Linked DNA regions of Homo sapiens: regions 2, 3 and 4 are each linked to region 1. A link is an interaction called in ENCODE POLR2A ChIA-PET data of the cell type or tissue named here. Cell type or tissue: HepG2. All regions are shown on one strand. Links, peaks and the distances in the headings refer to the core of each region. The heading gives the core; the rest is flanking DNA. Region 1 has its middle 48 kb from the start of FOXQ1. Region 2 overlaps FOXQ1 (forkhead box Q1). Region 3 overlaps LINC01622 (long intergenic non-protein coding RNA 1622). Region 4 holds the start of LOC124901532 (small nucleolar RNA U13).

Region 1 (5,153 bases), core at 1,237-3,736:
TTCATTACTAGTTATTGTTGTTAACCTCTTATTGTGCCTAATTTATCAATTGAACTTTATCATAGGTATGTATGTATAGGAAACAACAGAGAACATACAATATATAGGGTTCCGTGTTATCCATGGTTTCAGGCATCCACTGGGGGTCTTGGGATGTATCCCCCAAGGAGAAGGGGGTGCTCCTAATGTGGTTGCCCTCCCAGTCTGCTGCAATTGATCTCAAAATACAGAAGAAGAGGAATCCAAATAGAAAGAGGCCAACGTCCAAAAGAAATGGCGGGACCTTGGGTGCAGGTCTTACAATGTCAGTTAAGACATTATCTCCTAAACCCCTTTCTTGGTGTACATGAAAGAAGGAGGAGATCACAAACTATCAGCACTTTGCAGAGACTGCAGCACATGGTGATAAAGGTGGTAGAATATATGAATTAATGAAACATTGTAGGGAATCCTGTCCAACTTCTTATTTTAGCAGAGGATAAAAATGAGATGGAGAGGATTGAAATGTTCTGCTTAAGGTCACTAAGATAGTTTGTGGCAAAGCTAAGGTTAGATCCTCAGTTTCTTGACTCGTCATGGACTCATAGAATCCCAGGGTTTGGAGGAATGGCCCAGACAAACCAGCCCTAAAATACTTAAAGCACTGTTTCCACATGCAGCAGGTGCAGGCCCAGTTTACTTCCAAGCTTCTGAGTGATGAGATCTCATTGCTTCCCAGGACAGCCCATCCTGCCTTGGACAGCTCTGAATGCTGGAGAATTTCTTAGTTTCCACCCCACTTCTGCCCTTGTAGTCTTACAACACAAGCTTTGCCCTGTTTTCCTTGGTCCTCAGAGTCGATAGTAGCTGTGAACCCTCTAGGTTCTCTGTCATTCTTCTGGAGGCAGTGTCAGGGCCTTTTGCAATCTGGTCCCTGTGCTTTGGGTCTATTCTGTCTTTGTCTTCTTAAATATGATGCCTAAAACTGAATGCCAGTACTCCAAAAGTGGTTACCCTAGCCCAGAGAAGGCGAGGCAGTGCAGCATTCTAGGAAATATTCCACCATAATGTAGCCAAAGATGGACGGAACAAACATATGAAAACCACCTCCTGCCCTAAGCCCTGGATTCTCGTCATCCTCACTGCTACTAAGCGCCATGGCACCCTTGGGGTACTAGTGCAGTTAATTCTTTGAGCCCAAGTGAAGAGCCTTTTTATTTAACCTTTTAAAATGTCATTCTAATACAATATGATAATAATATTGTAGACATTAATAGATAAGAATATTGTATTTTATACTCTGGATATTTGGCAAGAGAGTCAATTTTAGGCACTTTTATTGCAAAAGACGGTGATGACATGAGATAGCAGATATGTTAACTGGCTGGACTGTGGCATTCACTTCACTATGCATACATATATCAAAACATCATGTTGCATGCCTTAAAAATATACAATGAAAAATAAATAAAAATTAGAAAATAAAATGGCCTTCTGTCTTGTTCAGCCTTTTCTTCTAACCTGTGCTGTGAGGCCCTTTCGGCTCCTGATCCTGACTGTCCTTCAAAACGTGTGGTTTACCACTGAGCAGGACACAGTTAAGGCTCGCAGCTCAGCACCAGAAGTGTCTGTGAAAGCCGCTGCTGGCCATGGCTTAGACCAGCCTTTGTTGGGTGTATTCCCTGGACCTGCCAGGGAACGGCCACCCCAACCACCTCTGGCCCACATGCCTTTATTTTGTACACAAGGATATCATCACGAGAGACTGTGCCAGATGCAACCACTGTGGCTCCAGCATTTCCTTGACCTACCAGTCTAGTGGCCCCGTCAGAAGAAAGATGAATTTGCTTTCACATGATTTGTGCCTGTGAACCTGGTGTTGTGCGTGTGCCACAATGGCCCCGCCGCTCTAGCAAATATTGATGAATGTGCCCATGCCCTGCTGGTCAACCCTGCCACATGAAAGACCGATTTAAAGCAGGGGATGGTCCCTGATGAGGCCTCTAGGCTCTGACACCCCAAGACTCATCTGGGCATGATCTATGGGAGCTAGCCTGCCCTTTGCTTCCTGGGCTTATGGAGGACAGAGGCCTCTATCCTCCAGTGGCTCACACCTGTAATCCCAGCACTTTGGGAGGTCAAGGCGGAAGGCAGGGGGCACTCCAGAGCTGCTGTCCTTACACGGTCCCCAAGGAGGAACTTGTCCACTCTACTGCAAGCACAGTCCCCAGCCCTTTCTCATCTTCGGCACTCCTTGCCCGCTCCCTGAAACAGGGAGGTAGGCCCTCGCCTACCTTTTCTTCCCCTCTTGGCTCCCTGCAGGGCTGTTGCCACCTCTCCCTAGTCTCCACCAAAGCTAACAGGAAGCACTGGCTCTCAGGTCTCTTGGGGTCAGCTTTATGAATTTATGGTGCTGAAGGACTCCACTACAGCCACAGAATTCCAGCCTGTTCATTCCAATCCAGTAAAGCATTCCAATCAAACCAAAGGAAAAAAACTACGGAGCCCATAATCCTCCCGTAGACCAACAAACATGCCGCTTATCAGTTTGGATTCCAGAGGAAAGAAGGGCTCCCCATATAATAGTGATGTAAGAACCCTCTGTGTTTGCAAAACCACAATCTTCCTGATCAGAGTGCCATCTAAAATTATTACAAATAGGTCAGTAATCTCTGCCTTCAGCACAGAGGGGTCCTTTTACATTTTTTCCCTGGTTTGTTGTGTGTTATTTTTGCCATCATTCTTCAGTGTGTAGGTGGCATCATCGCCAGGAGGCAGAGACAGTAATAAACGAGCTTTCGGGTGTTGCCACTCTTTAAAAAAATCCTTTAACGAGTGGTTCTGAAGGCTGAGGTCATTGTCAGGTGCAGCCTGAGAGGAGGAGAGCCTCCTCGGTGGGGATCTTGAAGGAACACTGTCCACTTCAGTGCTCCACGACATGAGCAGCACAGCTGGCCTCAAGAAGGCTACACATACCGTCCACATGTTGGATCCAGCTGAATCGAACACGGCCAACCCTTTGAACTGCTTCAGCAAATAATATTTGACGCTTGGAATGCAGATAGCACTGTACATATTGTGTATGTTTCAAAGTGGCAGAGCACACCTTACTTAATCTGTCCTAACAACATACTGTAAGCACAGACCTTTTAACTCTTTGTGTTTAGAGTTAAGGATTCAAACTCTGAGAATTTGAAGGGGTCAAGATTGCTGGGCTAATTAGCAGACAGGTCAGGACTAGAATTGAGGTTTCTTTAACCCAAGACGTAAACTTTTCAGGGAGAGAATTAGGGAAAGAAAATGGAAGAACAATGGTGTTGGACCCAAATAGACTTGGATGCCAATCATGGCTTTCCTTGTTACCAAACAAAACAGATGGCCTAGGACTAGTTACCTAAGTGCTCTGAATTCTAGTCCCCTTAGCTGTAAAATGAAAGTATTTCCAACCATCAGGATGATGGTGAGAAATGGCACATGCAGCCTGCTTGACATGTGCTAGTTATTACCATAATGGCACCGAGTTTCTACTTAACGTCCTCACTGCACCACAGTGCCATCCGAAGGGCACCGGCAGGCGCAGTGTCTCACACCTGTAATCCCAGCACTTTGGAAGGCTGAGGTGATGGGATAGCTTGAGCCCAGGAGTTTGAGACCAGCCCAGGCAACATAATGAGACCTTATCTCTACCAAAAACATTTTTTAAAGTTAGCTTGGTGTGGTGGCATGTACCTGTAGTCCCAGCTACTCTGGAGGCTGAGGTGGGAGGATCACTTGAGCCCAGGAGTTCAAGGCTGAGGTAAGCCATGATCGTGATACTGCACTCTAGCCTGGGTGACAGAGATCCTGTCTCTAAAACAAAACACAAATACAAAGTGCACCCCACGAGTCACGTGTGAAAGGAAATGTTTTCCCAAGAGAGTCTCCTTTCATTGTTAAGCATTTTGGGGACCCTGCCTACTTTATCACCCCCTTTGAAATTAGCATCTTATGAGCTGCACCAGACTTCAGTCTCCAGGAAGGCAGGAACATACTGGTGTTTCTTATACAAAGCCTGCACACAGTCCACACCCAGTGAAAATTGCTGAATGAGCAATTATGAGGCGTTCTGCTCCAGGAAAGAAAAAAGAAAAACTAACTTTGTGGAACCAAATTTCCAAAACTTGCATCGCAGAGTCTGTCTTTCTCTGAATACCTGAAAGCTGCCTTAAAAATGCTGTTGTGGAGGGTCTGGTGTGTTCCAGCCACTCTCTGGGTAGGGGAAGTCTGTGGGGAGGGGGAGGGCGCTAGGTGGAACCCAACGGGTTTTCCATTCCAGCCATTCCCAATTTTATAAGCCCCCCCAACTCTGGGCTGACTTTTCTCATACCCAAGGATGTCACTGACTTCCTTTCTCTGTCCACCAATTCATTTAGAAAATGCAAATGCTAATTTCACTCTTAGTCTATAAGGAAAAAATAATAATTAGGAAGGTTAGTACAAGGCACATTTGCAATGTATTTCAAAAGTAAATTAGAACTTTCTCTTATAGGCATTAATGGATTAACTGAATCCTGGCTCCTACATGTTAGCCTGAGGTCAAGAGTTAAAACAACATTGAAATATCTTCCTAATCACAAAGAAATTCCAAATCAAGTCATTTCATTTGCACAGAAGTCTTGTAAATGTGATCTTTGCAGAGGGAAAGCACTCCATGGAATGAAGGGGAAGAAGGAGCAAGGGTACGGGTCCCAGTGGTCCCAGCCTGGACTCTTCCTAGCTGTTGAGCACAGCTGAAAGAACAGAGCAACACTCGAGGCCAAGGTGGAAAGAGCTTCCTTTCCTTGTAGGCCACTGACCTTACACTGGAACGAGCACCACCAGCAAACACCTGTGATGCCAATCGTCTTGCAGGTAGGAGAGATCCATCCAGGAGTGGGATGGACTCGACATAAGCTGCAGGTGTGATTCCTAAAGGACGTGCTACTCAAACACCATGGAGGCTCGGCAGCAAAAAGCTGGTGGCGGGGTTGCAAATTGCCAAGCACACCTGACACTCATGGCCCTACACGCTCATTCAACTGTTAAGATACGGAATAGAAATCTACCCCCTGGGCAACCCAAGTGTTCATTAACAGATACAAACAAACTGTGGTCCATCCACACAACAGAATATGATTCAGCCTTTAAAAGGAAGG
Region 2 (5,153 bases), core at 1,474-3,973, 52 kb after region 1:
CCCCTACTCGTACATCGCGCTCATCGCCATGGCCATCCGCGACTCGGCGGGCGGGCGCTTGACGCTGGCGGAGATCAACGAGTACCTCATGGGCAAGTTCCCCTTTTTCCGCGGCAGCTACACGGGCTGGCGCAACTCCGTGCGCCACAACCTTTCGCTCAACGACTGCTTCGTCAAGGTGCTGCGCGACCCCTCGCGGCCCTGGGGCAAGGACAACTACTGGATGCTCAACCCCAACAGCGAGTACACCTTCGCCGACGGGGTCTTCCGCCGCCGCCGCAAGCGCCTCAGCCACCGCGCGCCGGTCCCCGCGCCCGGGCTGCGGCCCGAGGAGGCCCCGGGCCTCCCCGCCGCCCCGCCGCCCGCGCCCGCCGCCCCGGCCTCGCCCCGCATGCGCTCGCCCGCCCGCCAGGAGGAGCGCGCCAGCCCCGCGGGCAAGTTCTCCAGCTCCTTCGCCATCGACAGCATCCTGCGCAAGCCCTTCCGCAGCCGCCGCCTCAGGGACACGGCCCCCGGGACGACGCTTCAGTGGGGCGCCGCGCCCTGCCCGCCGCTGCCCGCGTTCCCCGCGCTCCTCCCCGCGGCGCCCTGCAGGGCCCTGCTGCCGCTCTGCGCGTACGGCGCGGGCGAGCCGGCGCGGCTGGGCGCGCGCGAGGCCGAGGTGCCACCGACCGCGCCGCCCCTCCTGCTTGCACCTCTCCCGGCGGCGGCCCCCGCCAAGCCACTCCGAGGCCCGGCGGCCGGCGGCGCGCACCTGTACTGCCCCCTGCGGCTGCCCGCAGCCCTGCAGGCGGCCTCAGTCCGCCGCCCTGGCCCGCACCTGCCGTACCCGGTGGAGACGCTCCTAGCCTGAGTAGCGCCGCGGGGCCCGGGAACGCCGAGTGCGCGCCGTCGGGGAGGCGGGAACGCGGGCCCGCGCGCGGACTTTGCACTTTGAATCCAGAGGAAGATGAATTTTTAAAATCTCCATCAAACGTGCCTTAAAGCTAAAGCATTTTGACAGGAGTATTTAAACTTAGTCCAGGATATTTTCCTTTGTGTTTTATAACTTTACAGAGGACCAAAGCAATTCTTGTTTTAGTTTCTTTGCGAAGCCTGCTCCTCCTTCCCTTCATAAGGACTTTTTTTGTCTTTCTTTAACGCCCAGGCTTCGTCTTATTTCTACTGTTTTTGTCGCAACTTCCATTGATTTATGTCCCTTCCCTCCCCCCTAAGTACATCAGGGAACCTTTCCACACTATAAATGATATGACTACTGTTTGGGGTTTCTGGGCCCCCATCCGTGTACGTATGTGGCATTTCCAGGTATGACTGAGTGTGAGAGACATGTCAGAGGCTCTTCAGTGATTTCTTGCTATTGACCGATGCTTCACTGTGCCAAAAGAGAAAAAAAATGTTGGGTTTTGTAATTAAATTATTTATATATTTTTGAAACCCGAATTGAAAATGTTGCAGGCAACGGGCTACAGCTTTATTAGTGGTTCTCTAACTGTGGTCTCCTTGGGCCAAGCAATTTCTTTAAAGGAAAAGTTGATTATGTATGTGGGGTGCCAGGACCACTGCCTTGAAAGCAAGTGTGATTTTTATTTTTAATATTATTTTATTTGTGTCTGTGTACATATTCATGTATAAATTTTATGAAACCCAAGCATAGTGCTTATTTTTTAATAAAACAACTGACTTAACACATTGTGATGATGGGTTGGAAGTGGAGAGATTTTTATGTCTGTCCCCCCTCCCAAAAAAATGGGCTCAGGTTTTGGTCTCAAGAAACTTCCTCTGGAGATAAAAATATTTTCCTGAATAATTCGATAAAGGTATTATAGAATGGGCTTGCAGATTTCCGTATGAGATGCATTGCTAGACAGATTTCCAGATAGGACTTCCATTCATGGGCTTTTTAAAAGTTGAAAACCAATTACTCCTCTAATTAGTCACCTAAGTGCTTCCAGAACAAATGAGAGGGAAGTGTCCCTCTCTCCCCCAAGAATCCTTAGCAGGCAAGTTGAGTTCTTAACAAGCCTAGAGTCAAACAGATATTTTCAGGTAAATTGGTTTCGATTTGGGGCTCAAAAAGTTGGAGCCCCAATTTTTTTGACAACTTTTTTGTCATAAGACTATCTTAAAATATCAAAGGTGTCTTCAGGGCAATTTCAAAAGCAATTTAAATGTCATAGTGTTTTTGTCAAAACAAAACCATCCACCTTTTTAGGAATGCAAAAGTTCAACTGGGTGTGAACCAATGGGTAGTATTTTTTTCACTCTTCCCTCATCTGTAAAGATTTCACTTGAAGCAGTGGCAATGTCTTGCATGTTTCAGTTGCAGTCTGAAGAGAAAATGCCTCCTGGAGAGAGGGAGAGACAGTTTCCCATATTATAAATGTAACGGAGGATTTTCATCAGTGGGAGTACCAGGGTGAACACCTGTTCTTCAGTAGGTTCCTAGGCAATACAGTTTTAACAATGCATGGATTGCAAAATTTTAGAGAGTAATACAAACTGTGGGAAATGCAGAGACTAGAAACAGGCCTCATTGCCATGGCTGCCATTCTTGGGTAGATCCCATCTTACCCAGGACAGGAGGATGATTTGAGCTCTACATATAATGAGGTGGGGAAGGAGGGTGGCGTTTATTTCAGGATGCTCTCTTTTGGCAGGAATGGGAGAGAAACAATCTTCCCTAAATCAGGTTAACAGATGATGAGTCTTGACTGATTTGGATGACATCTACTTAGTAATCATAAAGAGTGATAATAATAGGGTTGAATTACGGCAAGAGGTAGACATTTGCACCCACAGGGCCAATAATCCGACCCCAAAATAAACCTGAAACAGACCAGCAACTAGGGGCAGGGGACAACAGGTTCCCTGGGTAGAAATGATCAGACCTCAACATGTTGCTTCCCTCTTCAAAACACATGGAGGAGAGAATGCGGGAGAGCAGGGAGTCAGCCAGCTCTGTCCTTCCCACCTCTGGTTCCAGGGGACCTTGTCTCTCCCACAGTGTGCCTCACCCACAGAGGCAAAGTGCAGCCTACTTGAACATCTTTTTTGTAAAGCCACTGTTTTCTTGTCTGCACTGATACGTGAAGACAGTCCTGCGAAGGGAGATTTAAAGTCGCTTCTGATTTATTCGTGTTAACACACAAACAGCAAAGTGAAAGACAAAGGTAGTGTTCCAAAAATCCCGGCTGTTCCGCCCTCCCCTCAAAAGAAAAAATAAATCCTTCCTTGCTAATGAACACCCTGGAGTCTGGTAGGATGCTGTCCCCTCCTAGCTTCTGGTCCCCTTCTTTGTTTCCCCAGGGACTATAAGCGTTTCTAAAAAATTGTCAGAGTCGCTTGAGTTTTGCACCCCTATTTCATGACCATTTCCAAGCTCAGTATCCCACGACTAGAAGGACATCACACTGGGCGGGCGGGGCGGGGGCATTGGAGGGTCCTGGGCTGTCGCCTCCTCCCTGTCCCTCCTTCACACACCCAGCCCCGGGGAGTTTCGGTTTCTCAGTGCTGGGTCGGAGGCAGCCCAGGAGGAAAGGCGACGGCACAGCTCCCGTTTTCTCAATGAAGGCAGAAAGCTGCACAGCTGCTTTTAGTTCAGGCGAAGCTGGAATTCCGCGGAGCCGCACCTGGCGGCAGGCACGCCGGCCTTCGGAGGGGCCGCTCGGTGCGGCTGCAGGACCCTGCACTCAGGCAGCAGCCTCGCGGTGGCGGTGGGACCTCTCGAGCCCAACAGCTCCTTCCAGCATCTGCCCAGAAAACTGCCTTCCTCGCAGGCGCGGGAGGAGGGTTCGGGGCTCACTGTGCCCAGGCCCCCAGGCCTGGCCGCGCCCAAGTGGCCCCCCGCGCCGAGGGCAGGGCTCGCGCCCCTGCCCCCGTCCACCCCCCTCCCGCCCCCCCTCCAGCCTAACCCTCCCCCCGCCCACCCCCTTCCCGCCCCCCTCCAGCCTACCCCTCCCCCCGCCCACCCCCTCCTCCCGCCTCCCCCCCAGCCTACCCCCTCCCCCCGCCCACCCCCCTCCTCCCGCCCCCCTCCAGCCTACCCCTCCCCCCACCCATCCCTCCTCCCGCCCCCCTCCAGCCTACCCCTCCCCCCACCCATCCCTCCTCCCGCCTACCCCTCCCCCCACCCATCCCTCCTCCCGCCCCCCTCCAGCCTACCCCCCCCCCCAGCCTACCCCTCCCCCCGCCCAGCCCTCCTCCCGCCCCCCTCCAGCCTACCCCTCCCCCCGCCTGCTCCTCTCTCCTCCCCTCGCCCCAGCGCGCCCATCCCGGGCAAAGGCACCCGGCCCCAGCTGCGCAAACACCAGGCTGAGGGGCACCCGAGTGACCCTCGGCCGACGCGGGGGGCGCGGGATGCCGGGTGCGGGCGAGGGTGTGTTTGGTTTGGGACTCGCCCTTTGACACCTGTCAGTCCTGCCTGGAGCTGCAGCTGTGGGGCCCGGGCTCGGTGGATCCCTTTTCAAAGAAACCCATGCTGGCCCCCCGCAGCCGCCGCCAACCCTCCCTGTCGGCGCCTTTAAACTGCCACAGTCCCTTCCACCCCGTCGAAAACCCCTCCAGGCCGCAGTGGGCAGCTGGGTGGGGAGAAGCGCACAGCGGCGCCGCCGTCCCGGCCCAGCCTGGTCTCCGCGCGAGCGCCTGAGGCCTTTCTGGACCGCCCGGCCAGGCCCTCTCTGCAGACAGGGACCAAGTCGGCTGCCTGTGGGGGCTGAAAACATCTCTGGGAAGCGACGCACTCGGTGCCATCAGCTTCCCCAGTTAGAAGCCTCCTTTCTGCTTAGAGCACGGTTCCCGCCAGTGCGGGAAGCATGGGGCTGCGTGGCCAAAGGGCCCTGGTCACCCTGCGCCTCCCCTGCCTGCGAGTGAGCCCGGGGGGTGAAAGCTTCGACCATCCCGGGGTGGACTCTAAGCCTTTTAGCTATGGATAAAGAACCTAACCAGGTCCCCTCTAGAATTGTGCCTTAGATTCTTGACCCCACATAAATTCTCAAAAACAATCGGAAAGTCCCACCCCCAATAGATAAAGATGCGTTCCTAGGGTCCCCCAGGGTGTAGCCCGCTCATTCTGAAGCATCCCTAAGGAGAAGCATCTGTGCCCATTCTGGTTCCCCTGTTGCACAGTTTCACAAAGCTGGTATTTTTTCTGCCTC
Region 3 (5,153 bases), core at 994-3,493, 210 kb before region 1:
ATAGGTATGTTTTCTGTAGGCTTTTTATGGTATCTTTCTGAGATACTTTTGCTGTTGGTACTTCATAGCCTCTGTCATAAACTAGGATGGAGGCCGGGTGCGGTGGCTGATACCTGTAATCCCAGCACTTTGGGAGGCCGAGGTGGGTGGATCATGAGGTCAGGAGATCGAGACCATCCTGGCTAACATGGTGAAACCCCATCTCTACTAAAAATACAAAAAATTAGCCGGGCATGGTGGTGGGCGCCTGTAGTCCCAGCTACTTGGGAGGCTGAGGCAGGTGAATGGCGTGAACCCAGGAGGCGGAGCTTGCAGTGAGCCGAGATCGTGCCATTGCACTCCAGCCTGGGTGACAGAGTGAGACTCTGTCTGAAAAAAAAAAAAAAAAAAAAAAAAAACTAGGATGGAATTTCATGAAAGCTTTGAAAGAGGAGGGAGAAAAAGAGTGAGCAACCAAGTGACTACTTACTCTATGAGGACAGGGGCAGTGTCTGTCCTTTTCACCCATGTGTACTCAGTGCTTATCCAGTAATTGACACATAGGAAAACATCAATAACTGTGGATTGTTGAAGGCATATGTGGCAATGGTAACTAAGCACTTGAACAAGACAGAGATCCAATAACTAATTATCATTTGGAGCTTAAATCATATTCTCTGGGTATTTTTTTGAGCAAAGACATACTGGAAGTCTTAGTCCTCCACAACGGACCCCAATTTAGGTCCGAAAACTCACATAGGCATAACCATAGCCATGAACATAAACACAACCACGGACACAGACACAGACATAAACACAACCATAGCCATAACTACAGATGTACATGTAGACATAAACATAGTCATCAATGTAGGTATCAACAGCAACACAGAAGTAGACATAGACCTAGACATAGCCATAGCCACAGCCATAGACACGGCCATCAACACAGACGCAGACATCAACAGCAACGTAGACATAGACATAGTCATTAATGTAGGTATCAACAGCAACATAGACGTAGACATAGACCTAGACATGGCCATAGCCACAGCCATAGACATAGCCATCAACACAGACACAGACATCAACAGTGACGTAGACATAGCCATAGACATAGCCTAGCCACATCCATATATATAGCCATCAATACAGACGCAGACATCAATCGTGACATAGACATAGCCATAGACACAGCCATAACCAGAGACACAGACATCAACAGCAACATAGACATAGACATAGCATAGCCGTCAACATAGACATAACCATCAACATTGCCATCAACATTGACACAGACATAGCCATCAACACAGACATCAACAGTGACATAGACATAGACAAAACCATAGACATAGCCATTAACATCGACATCTACACTGATATCGACGTAGACAAAACCATAGACATAGACATAAAGGTAGCCATAGCCATAGAGGCAGACATAAATATAGACGTAATCATAGACACAGCAGATGTAGCCGTAGACACAGCCATAACTGCAGCCATACCCACAGACACAGACATGCACATATTCATATCAGTAGTTCTTTGTCTTCTGTGGACACTGCTCAAGCAAAAGAAATTTGGAAACAGGAAATTCTACTCACTAAGAGTGTTTCTGTCCCATTTCTAGCATCTTCTCAGCCACATAGTACAGTGTGTGCACCATGGTTTCATAGTGTTCTGGATGCTGCTGGGGAAGTAGTGACTATCCCCCTTCAGCACACCCATGGCACAGTACACATCCTGGATTCTGCAAGCCATATCTGGCACTGTTGCCACTTCATCAGTTCATATTGTGGGAGGAATTAAGATGTGAGCCACCGCGCCCGGCCAATCATGACACTTTTGACGTGTTAAGTCAGATAATATTTTGTTGTGGGAAGCTGTTCTGTGTATTGTAGGCTACTTAGAAACACCCCTGGTCTCCACCCACCGCTGAGGGCCAGGGACCCCCTTCCCCTTGTGGTGACAATGGAAAGCATCTCCGACTTTGGCAAATGTTCATCACCTCCTCCCTCCCCAGACACCGGTTGACAACCAGTGGCCCAGCACACAGGGAACAGAGTGGGGAATAGATATGGGAAAGGAATTTCTAGAAATCTCCAGGAGCTCACCACTGTGGCAGCAGGGATGAGGAAATACATCAAAAGGTGATCTAAGTGGGAATTAATTTGATCTTGGCTTCCAACAGCTCCCCTTCCCCATCTTCCTGCCTCCTCCACCCCCACCGGCTATGCACATTCTTTTCTCTTTCACTGAACCTGTTCCAGTATCTGTGCAATCCTCCAGATCAAATTCATTTGCCTTTGACAATTGCCCCTTTGATTCCATGTGGAGGGGGAGGGTGGGCTGTCCCGTCCTGCGGTGAGAGGCTCCTTTCGGTTCCCTGTGATCTCCCTAGGTGTATAGATTGCAAAACTCAGGTATAGACAAGGAGCTTAGACAATAGACAGACTCATTAGGGAGCCCTTTGAAGTGAGCAAACAAGGCAGTGGCAGACGCCTCCTCTTCCCCTTTCTCCCTCTCTCTTTCTTCCCGTCCTTCATTCCAGATGCCCATGGTGGGAACTGGCAAAGCAAAGATCGAAAAGGATGGAATGAGGAAAGAAGTGAGTCTTTAGAGGAGATGTGGAAGCTCCCCGTTGCCTCCTCTCCTCACTGGGCAGTGAGCCCAGGAGGCAGCACCCTGCACGGTCACCTGAGACTGGACCTGAGGCTGGGGGAGGCACTTCTGAGGCCAGACCTGGTGTTACTGTGGGGGCTGCAGGGGATGGGTGCTGGGGTGCAGATGACAAGCAGGCTAGATGGACGTAAAGGCATGGCCTGAAACGTGTCGGAGGGAACAACTCTTCTCTACTCCAAACTTCCTTTCCACATGTGGGTGAGAAAAGTCCACTTAAAATCTCCAGCCCCTGCCTTTCCTCTCTATCCTCGGAAATCTGTCCATGCTCCAGGCCACGAGTACCCATCCCAGCGGGGGAATAAGACCTACCTATCCCCTGTGATTCCTGACTTCATGCCACTGCCCTGGAGAATAGCACAGGCTAAAGGTGCATTTGCATACGGAATAAATGCAAGGAGGCTGCTGCTTTGACCTTGCCTTATTCAACACAGAGACTGGAGGCTATCCTAAAAGAGCTAAGGCCAGCATGAGAACAAATGAACCACAGGGCATCTACTGTCAACTGGAGAAGACCCGTGAAAGCAATATTTCTAAAACAGCATGATAGCAGCTTTGAAAATCAAAGCAGGAGGACTTCCTGGGACTTCATGGAAAGAACCATAACATCTAGCAGGTCCCACTTCATGGAAGTCTTTGGCGGGGGGAGTGTCACCTCTGAAGTATCTTCAAGTCTTTGGACTTTGCACTGTGCACAGCAAGTTTTCTTGCTGGAGAGAAACCAAGCCCTTCACTGACACTACTTTCAGTGTTCACAACGCACTCCAGGGGAGGGGCTGTCAATCAGGCTTCGGGGTAAGTGACCTCACTCGGGCCAGTTAGAAAGTCAGTGGCACATCTGGAAGCAGAAGACTCCACAGCCGGCCGGACGAGGTGGCTCAAGCCTGTAATCCCAGCACTTTGGGAGGCCGAGGCAGGCAGATGACGAGGTCAGGAGATTGAGACCATCCTGGCTAACACAGTGAAACCCCGTCTCTACTAAAAATACAAAAAATTAGCCGGGCGTGGTGGCAGATGCCTGTAGTCCCAGCTATTCAGGAGGCTGAGGCAGGAGAATGGCGTGAACCCGGGAGGCGGAGCTTGCTGTGAGCCGTGATCCTGCCACTGCACTCCAGCCTGGGTGACAGAGCGAGACTCCATCTCAGAAAAAAAAAAAAAAAGGCTCCACAGCCCTGGGTGTCCTCATCTGGTGTCTGGGAGACAGTGAGCACCGCCTATCTGGGACACTGAGCCACCGGCAGCCTTGACAGAGCCAGGACATGCGGCCCCACACAGGGCAAACACAAGGAGTCGGTGTGCTGGCCCCTGGCTCCGGCCCCTCCGGGAGCTGCCAGAGACCCTGTGTTAGCTCTGTGCTATCTTCCAGGGGGCACACCAGATTCCACAACAACCCCCATCCTTTAAATAATATGGTCTCTCCTTTTATGAGCAAATTGCAAACTGTTTATCATGAGATTTTTTGAAGTATGACTTTTGTTATAAAAGATTAGAGAGTTTTTGCTGAGAAATAGAAGAAAACAAAAGAAAATAAACTATAGTCCCACACGGTTATGCAAAGATAACACAAAAGAAAATAAACTATAGTCCCACACTGTTATACAAAGATGACTATTGCTAACATTTTGTTTATATTCACCCAGTCTGTTCTTTGCAGGATGTACTTTTTTTGGGAGAGTTGATGTCTCCCTATGTTGTCCAGGCTGGTCTTGAACTCCTGGCCTCAAATGACCCTTCACTTTGGCCTCTCAAAGTACTGGGATTACAGGCCTGGCCAAGATGTACATTTTTAAAGATAAGCTATTTATCACTCTTCATTAATTTTCCCCAAATGCTTTTGCTTTTTGGAAGGTGTCACACATGTGTCACACACGTGATATGCAAGTGTGTCTTACTGCAATGGTTCTCCATGGTTTTCGATGGGCATTGTACTCACCTATGGAGGTTTTGAAAATATGGATGCCTGGGTTCTGACCCCAGAAGCCCTTTTCTTTTTAATTGGTTTGGGTGTGGTCTGAAAATCTGGATATTTAAACTATCTCCAGTTAATTACACTGTGCAACCCGTGTTGAAAATCTGCTCCTGGGTCTTCCTGCTAATGCCCTTTTCTGGCAAGCGCCAGCCTATCTGGGCCAGCGTCAGCCCTCCTGTGTTACACGGAGCTCACCAGAGCACAGCCTTCGCCCCAGTCCCGCTGCTGCTCCCTGCAGCTGTTGCTATCTTGCTTCCACCCAATGCTGTCCCTCAGCGCTCCCCTTCCACATCCCACCCAGTAAGGAACTACTCGCAGCGACCCCATGGCGACGTGATTTCTTTCTGCAGTGCAGACCTACTTGTTGTAGGCTCAAGGGTGGAGTTAGCAATTTAAAGAATTAAAATGTAGGTTGCCACCCATCTCAGCCTGGCATATGCTCCCATCATCCCCAGGAGGCAAGTAAAATGTATAGAAACCAGACAGCAGGTTCCAGCATCTAGACACCTGAGAACCATAA
Region 4 (5,153 bases), core at 1,706-4,205, 76 kb before region 1:
GTCCATGCAATAATAGGTGGTCAATAAAAGTTTGTGGAATGAATTAATCTAGAAAAGAAGAAAGGAAAGCAAAAAGGGACACCATACATCGGGGAGAGTTTGTTTATAGGCACATTTAACAGTTGTGAGACACAGATGATCTATTATGTTAACAATTGTGAGAGACAGATGATCTGTTATGTTTTCAGAGTTTGGGACTTCAACAGGGAACTAAGAGGAATAAAAGGAAGCCTGATCTCAACGATTTAAATAACATAAAGATCATAACTGAAATATTTAATTGCCTAAAGGGACAAATGGATTCATCAGCTGAAGGGTAAACTAATCCGTAAATATCCCAGGTCTAACAGTGTCTGGCATAAAGCCTTGGTGAAAATGGGCACACCCTGCACTGCACTCTGGTGATAACCCTTAACAAAAAGTGACACCAGCCTGCTGGAGCTTTCCTCCATGCACAACAACTTCAGCCAGGGAGAAGCAGTGGTAAAAATAATAATCATGAAAGATAAATACATAATGGATAAATGGATGGATGAAAAGATAGGCAGTGGATGGATAGATAAGATAGAATAAATAGATGATTGGTAAGTAGATGATGGATAGATGATAGATGAAATTGAATAGATACATGATTGATAGATGATGGACAGATAAATGATGGATAAATGATAGATAATAGATGATAGATACAGAGATCAAATAGAATAAATAGATGATTGATAAATAGACGATGTATAGATAAATGATAGGTGATAGACAGATGATAGATAATAGATGAAATAGATAGGCAATACATAGATGATAGAAAGACAGATGGATAGACAGACAGACAGACAGACAGACAGACAGACAGACAGACAGACAGACAGGCTGGCCATAGCTGTTTTGCTGGTGAAGCTGCAGTGGCAGAACACTGTTGCAAAAATAAATGCAGGCAAAAAATGTGGACATTTGGAAGGTGGAAGCCAATGGACTGTCAGTGGGATCTGCTAAAAAGAAATTTATGGTCTGATCCCACAGATGGTGATATCTGTGGAGGACCAGCCACCTTGTGCAAAAGCTGGGAAGAATGAGAGGAGAAACTAGACAAGAACTAAACAAGTGAAGAGAACAACAGAAGATGGTAAAGAAGAGGATCTAAGGCAATAGCTGCTAAGGTGTTGACCATTAGCAAAACCAGTGCAGAGGGAGAAGATACATTGACACTGAAATTAGAGAAGAGAATGCATTAGTCCCAAAGATACAGAAGCTGAAACAGCCCAATACTCAGGACTTGCACTTCTGGCCATGATGGAGTAACATGGATCAGATTCACCCTCTTACCTTAAAAAACAACAACAAATGGAAATAATTTTAAATAATTTCAGACACTGGAAAAGAGGCAGCAGAGGACAGAGATTCCTGAGAAAAGGGGGAACAAGCAAGGTGAGCCCTGAGATGCCCCGGCTTACCAGGTGGACAGCGTTTTCAGTTAAGTGATGGTGCAAAAAGATGGAATCTAAACAAAGCCTACTGGTTTATGGACACAAGTGAGAATTCAGGGAGACACTCTGGCTAACCCCGTAGAGGAGAGTAATGGAGGAAAGAGAGCTTCACAGGGAAGAGAGCTGCACAGAGAGACCTGCACAGAAGGAGAGTCTGGAGATGGAAAGGGGGTTCCTCTACTCTTCAGCTGAGTACTGGTCAGGGTGTGGATGTGAAGAAGCTGCACCCATCAGGAGTGAGTGGGTGGAATCATCCCTGAGCTAGGGGCAAGGAACTTTGATGTCCCCATAGCAGAGTGGAGAAATCTTGTAATACATGGTCGTGCCCTCAAAAGGAAAAAAGTACCCCTAGACCAGGTTCTTTTGTGGTTCATAAGTGTGATGATTGGGTTTTTTGCTCATGTGTGAGATGTGCCTCCCTCAAACCTCGTTATGATGTCGGCACATCACCCATCTGACTTGGAAAAAAAAAAATCCCTGCACCAAAGGCTGTTCTGGTTCCATCTAACCATGCTTGAAAGCAAACTTCAAAAAGATTAACTGTTTCCAAGCAACTTAAGTATGTCCCAGAACAGACCAAGAATACTTAAAAGAATACAGAAATATCTGACATCCAACAAGATAAAAATTACATCTGGCCATCCACTCAAAAATTACCAGACATGCAAAGTAGCAAGGGAACATAATGGACAATGAGCGGGAGGGAAACTGATCAACATAAACAGACCCAGAAATAACATAGATGCAGGAGTTAGTAGACAAGGACATCAAAACAGTTATAACTACATTCCATATGTTCAAGAAGGTGGAGAAAAATGTGAGCATATTAAAGATATAAAAAGATATTTTAAGAGAGCCTTAAAGTTGGGAGAGGAGCACCTCAAAGCTTGAGGTATCTCTGATATGTAAAAAGAAAGCAGCAACATCCACTTTCCTTATCTGGTGTGATCATACCAGGCACTTTCCAAACAAGTAGACTTTTGAGAATGAAAGGGGTGCTGTTAATAATGAGCTTGGGACCATCAGCATAAACAGAGACTGCCCCGGGTTGACTGTGACATATGATGGGGCCAACATTTCCTCCCAAAGCTTAGCAATATTTAACAGTGTGTAGGACATGAACATCAACAACAGCTGACATTATGGTTTCAGTCCTTAAAGGGATGGCCTCAGCCTCTGGGAACTCTCAGCCATGCCTACTAATGCACACCACATATCTCTCCAAAATAAGTTTGTCATTTGCAGTCCTCTCCATTTGTCCCGTGGCTGACTTTGACCTCTCTCTACTGTGTTGTGCCTGACTCTTTCACTGAGAGCCTCAGGCTCAGATTTCACAATCCTTGTCCCAATCAAACTTAGCTGACTCTAGTCTCAACCCCACAGGACCATGCTGCCTACCACTCAACAGGAGCTAAAATGAAAAAGTTGTGAAGGACTTAATGAGTTACTGCTCCTTGGTAGGGAACTTATAGTAAAGCTACTGCTAGCCTCCTGGCTTTGCACGACAGCCCACCAGTTACACCAAACCAAAGTTTGCCTAAGTATTGGCAAATCCCCTGTCAAGTGGTATCTGTAAATACTCTGAATTATTTGTCCAAGTGAGTCAAAATTATTCAGGGTGCCAAAGAGAAAGACGATCTCTTGCAAGGTAAGCAACAAGTCTCGCGAAATCTTCAAGTCCCGATCCAGTGGGGAGAAATTTCCGTCCAATGACAGAGTGAAAAGACACTGGGTGTGTTGGGGACTGGAGTGCCTCCCTTTATTTCCACAAGCCTCTGCTCCTGTGAATAATGCAATGATCACAGATACTGACTTCATGTTATGACCTGATTGAAACCCAGACCCAAACCTGTCCTGGAGCATGTGATAAACCAGATGAGCCTGGAGTTCAGTTGTCACCACCTTCTCAAACACAGGCATCTTAATTAAAAAATTATAAGCTATACTTTTGCCAAGGATTCAGATGAAACATCAAAAGGGTAGAAAAGGGTGTCTTTCTTTCAGTTAAAGGACAGGCCCAAGATTGGGGGATAAGAGTGGAAAATCAGGTAGGTGAGAATCCAGAGACAGACCAAAACTGAAGCTCATCCCTAGTGAGGGGACCTTTCCCATTTTGGAGACAGATTGTGCTGTACTGATGACCATGTGCATAAACAAGCCTCTTCTCTCCACTCTTCAACCTTGTCTTTAAAAACAGGCCTGTCCCAGCATGTGGGGAAAACATACAAAGCATGTTGAACTCAGATATGAATCTGAATGCTGTGGAAAACAGCCAAAAAAGTGGCATCTTCTCCACCACTGACGATCCTTTGCATCCCTCTCCTCCTTGCAGGTAAATGAGAGCTGGAACTCAGCCTTGGCTCACAGCAGAAAACAATTCTAACCCAGGGCGCATCCACATTCGTGGGGAAATGTTCAAGTGCTTGATCATAGATGCAGGAAAAAAAAGTCTGATTTGTTGGCATCAGACCTAGTCTTTAGATGGGAAAACTAATAAACATCAACCTTGAAGACAAGAGACAAACATTTCTTCTCCAGAAATATACTGACAGTGACCTTATAGTCTTCAAACATTTGGGCCTTTAAAATAAACAGACTTTTGTAAAATATCTAATTAACAGCTAAAAGTTGTAAGTGAAGGCTGGAATATTGAGAAGATAAATAATTGGATTTCATTTATCTTCAATGCTCTAAATTTTTGCTTCTTCCACCTTTGCCTATAGGATGAACACATCCTGAGAATGCAGGCCCAGGCAGAACCAGGGACAACACAACTAGCAGACGAAGTTGAATAATGACTCTCACCCAGACCTCCCTTCACTTTGGTGCCCAGAATTTGGTCTTGTAAAAGATTCAGACATCCATGCTTCTCTAATTAGAATAGGCTTTACTTCTATAGATAAGCACAGGTAAACCAGGAGATTAGAATCTATACAATATACCTAGAACATCTTTTTAGAGCAAGTTTCACTTGAAGATTTAGGGGAAGGGGTGTTAAGAAATGTTCTTTCACTTTAAGAGCAAGTCCAGTGTTTTTAATATTGAAGTATGGATGACTTACAGGACTATGCCTAATTTGCAGGAAATTTGAATATAAAACACAAGACTTTTTGGTATTTTACTTTATGATGGGCTTTTGGGGTCCTCATCTGTAATCTTTCTGCAATACCAGCACAACCTTTCCATTTCAGTCGAGAAGTCTGGTCCACGATGTCCTAGGTAGACCGTGAAGCTCTGAAGAACATGTGCCTTGCACTTGCTCCTGGTTCAATTTGTCCATTGCTCATCATAAATCTCAGAGACACCGGAGAGAACCAAGCATCACCAACAGTGACTGATATGGTTTGGCTGTGTCCCCACCCAAATCTCATCTTGAATTGTAATCCCCATAATCCCCCCGAGTCGTGGGAGAGACCTGCTGGGAGGTAATTGAATCATGGGGGTGGTTTCCCCTATGCTGTTCTCGTGATAGTGACAGAGTTCTCACAAGACCTGATGGTTTTATAAGCGTCTGGCATTTCCCCTGCTGGCACTCTTTCTCTCCTGCTGCTCTGTGAAGAGGTGCCTCCTATCATGATTGTAAGTTTCCTGAGGCCTCTCTACTCAGGCATAACTGTGTCAATTAACCTCTTTTCTTTATAAATTACCAGACTTGGGTATTTCTTCATA

The links. Peaks named below come from ENCODE experiments on the same cell type or tissue, not always from the same donor. Only the 100,000 strongest peaks of a DNase experiment are listed, where the experiment ranks them.
Region 2: POLR2A ChIA-PET joins it to region 1 with 33 read pairs; 6 of 35 experiments call an interaction of 5 or more read pairs at or near these places.
Region 3: POLR2A ChIA-PET joins it to region 1 with 38 read pairs; 2 of 35 experiments call an interaction of 5 or more read pairs at or near these places.
Region 4: POLR2A ChIA-PET joins it to region 1 with 10 read pairs; 2 of 35 experiments call an interaction of 5 or more read pairs at or near these places.

What each region holds. Positions count from the first base shown.
Region 1 is chr6:1,261,180-1,266,332 of GRCh38, forward strand. No RefSeq gene overlaps it. Among named protein-coding and RNA genes, the nearest start is that of FOXQ1, 48 kb to the right of the region's middle. In HepG2, for the core only: a CTCF peak has its summit at 2,140; DNase peaks (open chromatin) are centred at 2,482 and 3,012; H3K4me3 peaks cover 1,013 bases.
Region 2 is chr6:1,313,064-1,318,216 of GRCh38, forward strand. FOXQ1 (forkhead box Q1) reads left to right here. Exons shown (of 1, transcript NM_033260.4): 1 at 1-1,695. The coding sequence ends at 853. Among named protein-coding and RNA genes, the nearest start is that of FOXQ1, 3.5 kb to the left of the region's middle. RefSeq lists an enhancer at 1-205. In HepG2, for the core only: a CTCF peak has its summit at 3,693; DNase peaks (open chromatin) are centred at 2,468, 2,948, 3,317 and 3,548; H3K4me3 peaks cover 2,373 bases.
Region 3 is chr6:1,052,809-1,057,961 of GRCh38, forward strand. All of the region lies in intron 1 of LINC01622 (long intergenic non-protein coding RNA 1622), which reads right to left. Among named protein-coding and RNA genes, the nearest start is that of LINC01622, 46 kb to the right of the region's middle. In HepG2, for the core only: no CTCF peak of the experiment used is centred there; DNase peaks (open chromatin) are centred at 2,383, 3,063 and 3,433; H3K4me3 peaks cover 1,280 bases.
Region 4 is chr6:1,184,677-1,189,829 of GRCh38, forward strand. It overlaps LOC124901532 (small nucleolar RNA U13), which reads left to right and starts at 1,842; the gene lies at 1,842-1,944. In HepG2, for the core only: no CTCF peak of the experiment used is centred there; a DNase peak (open chromatin) is centred at 2,805.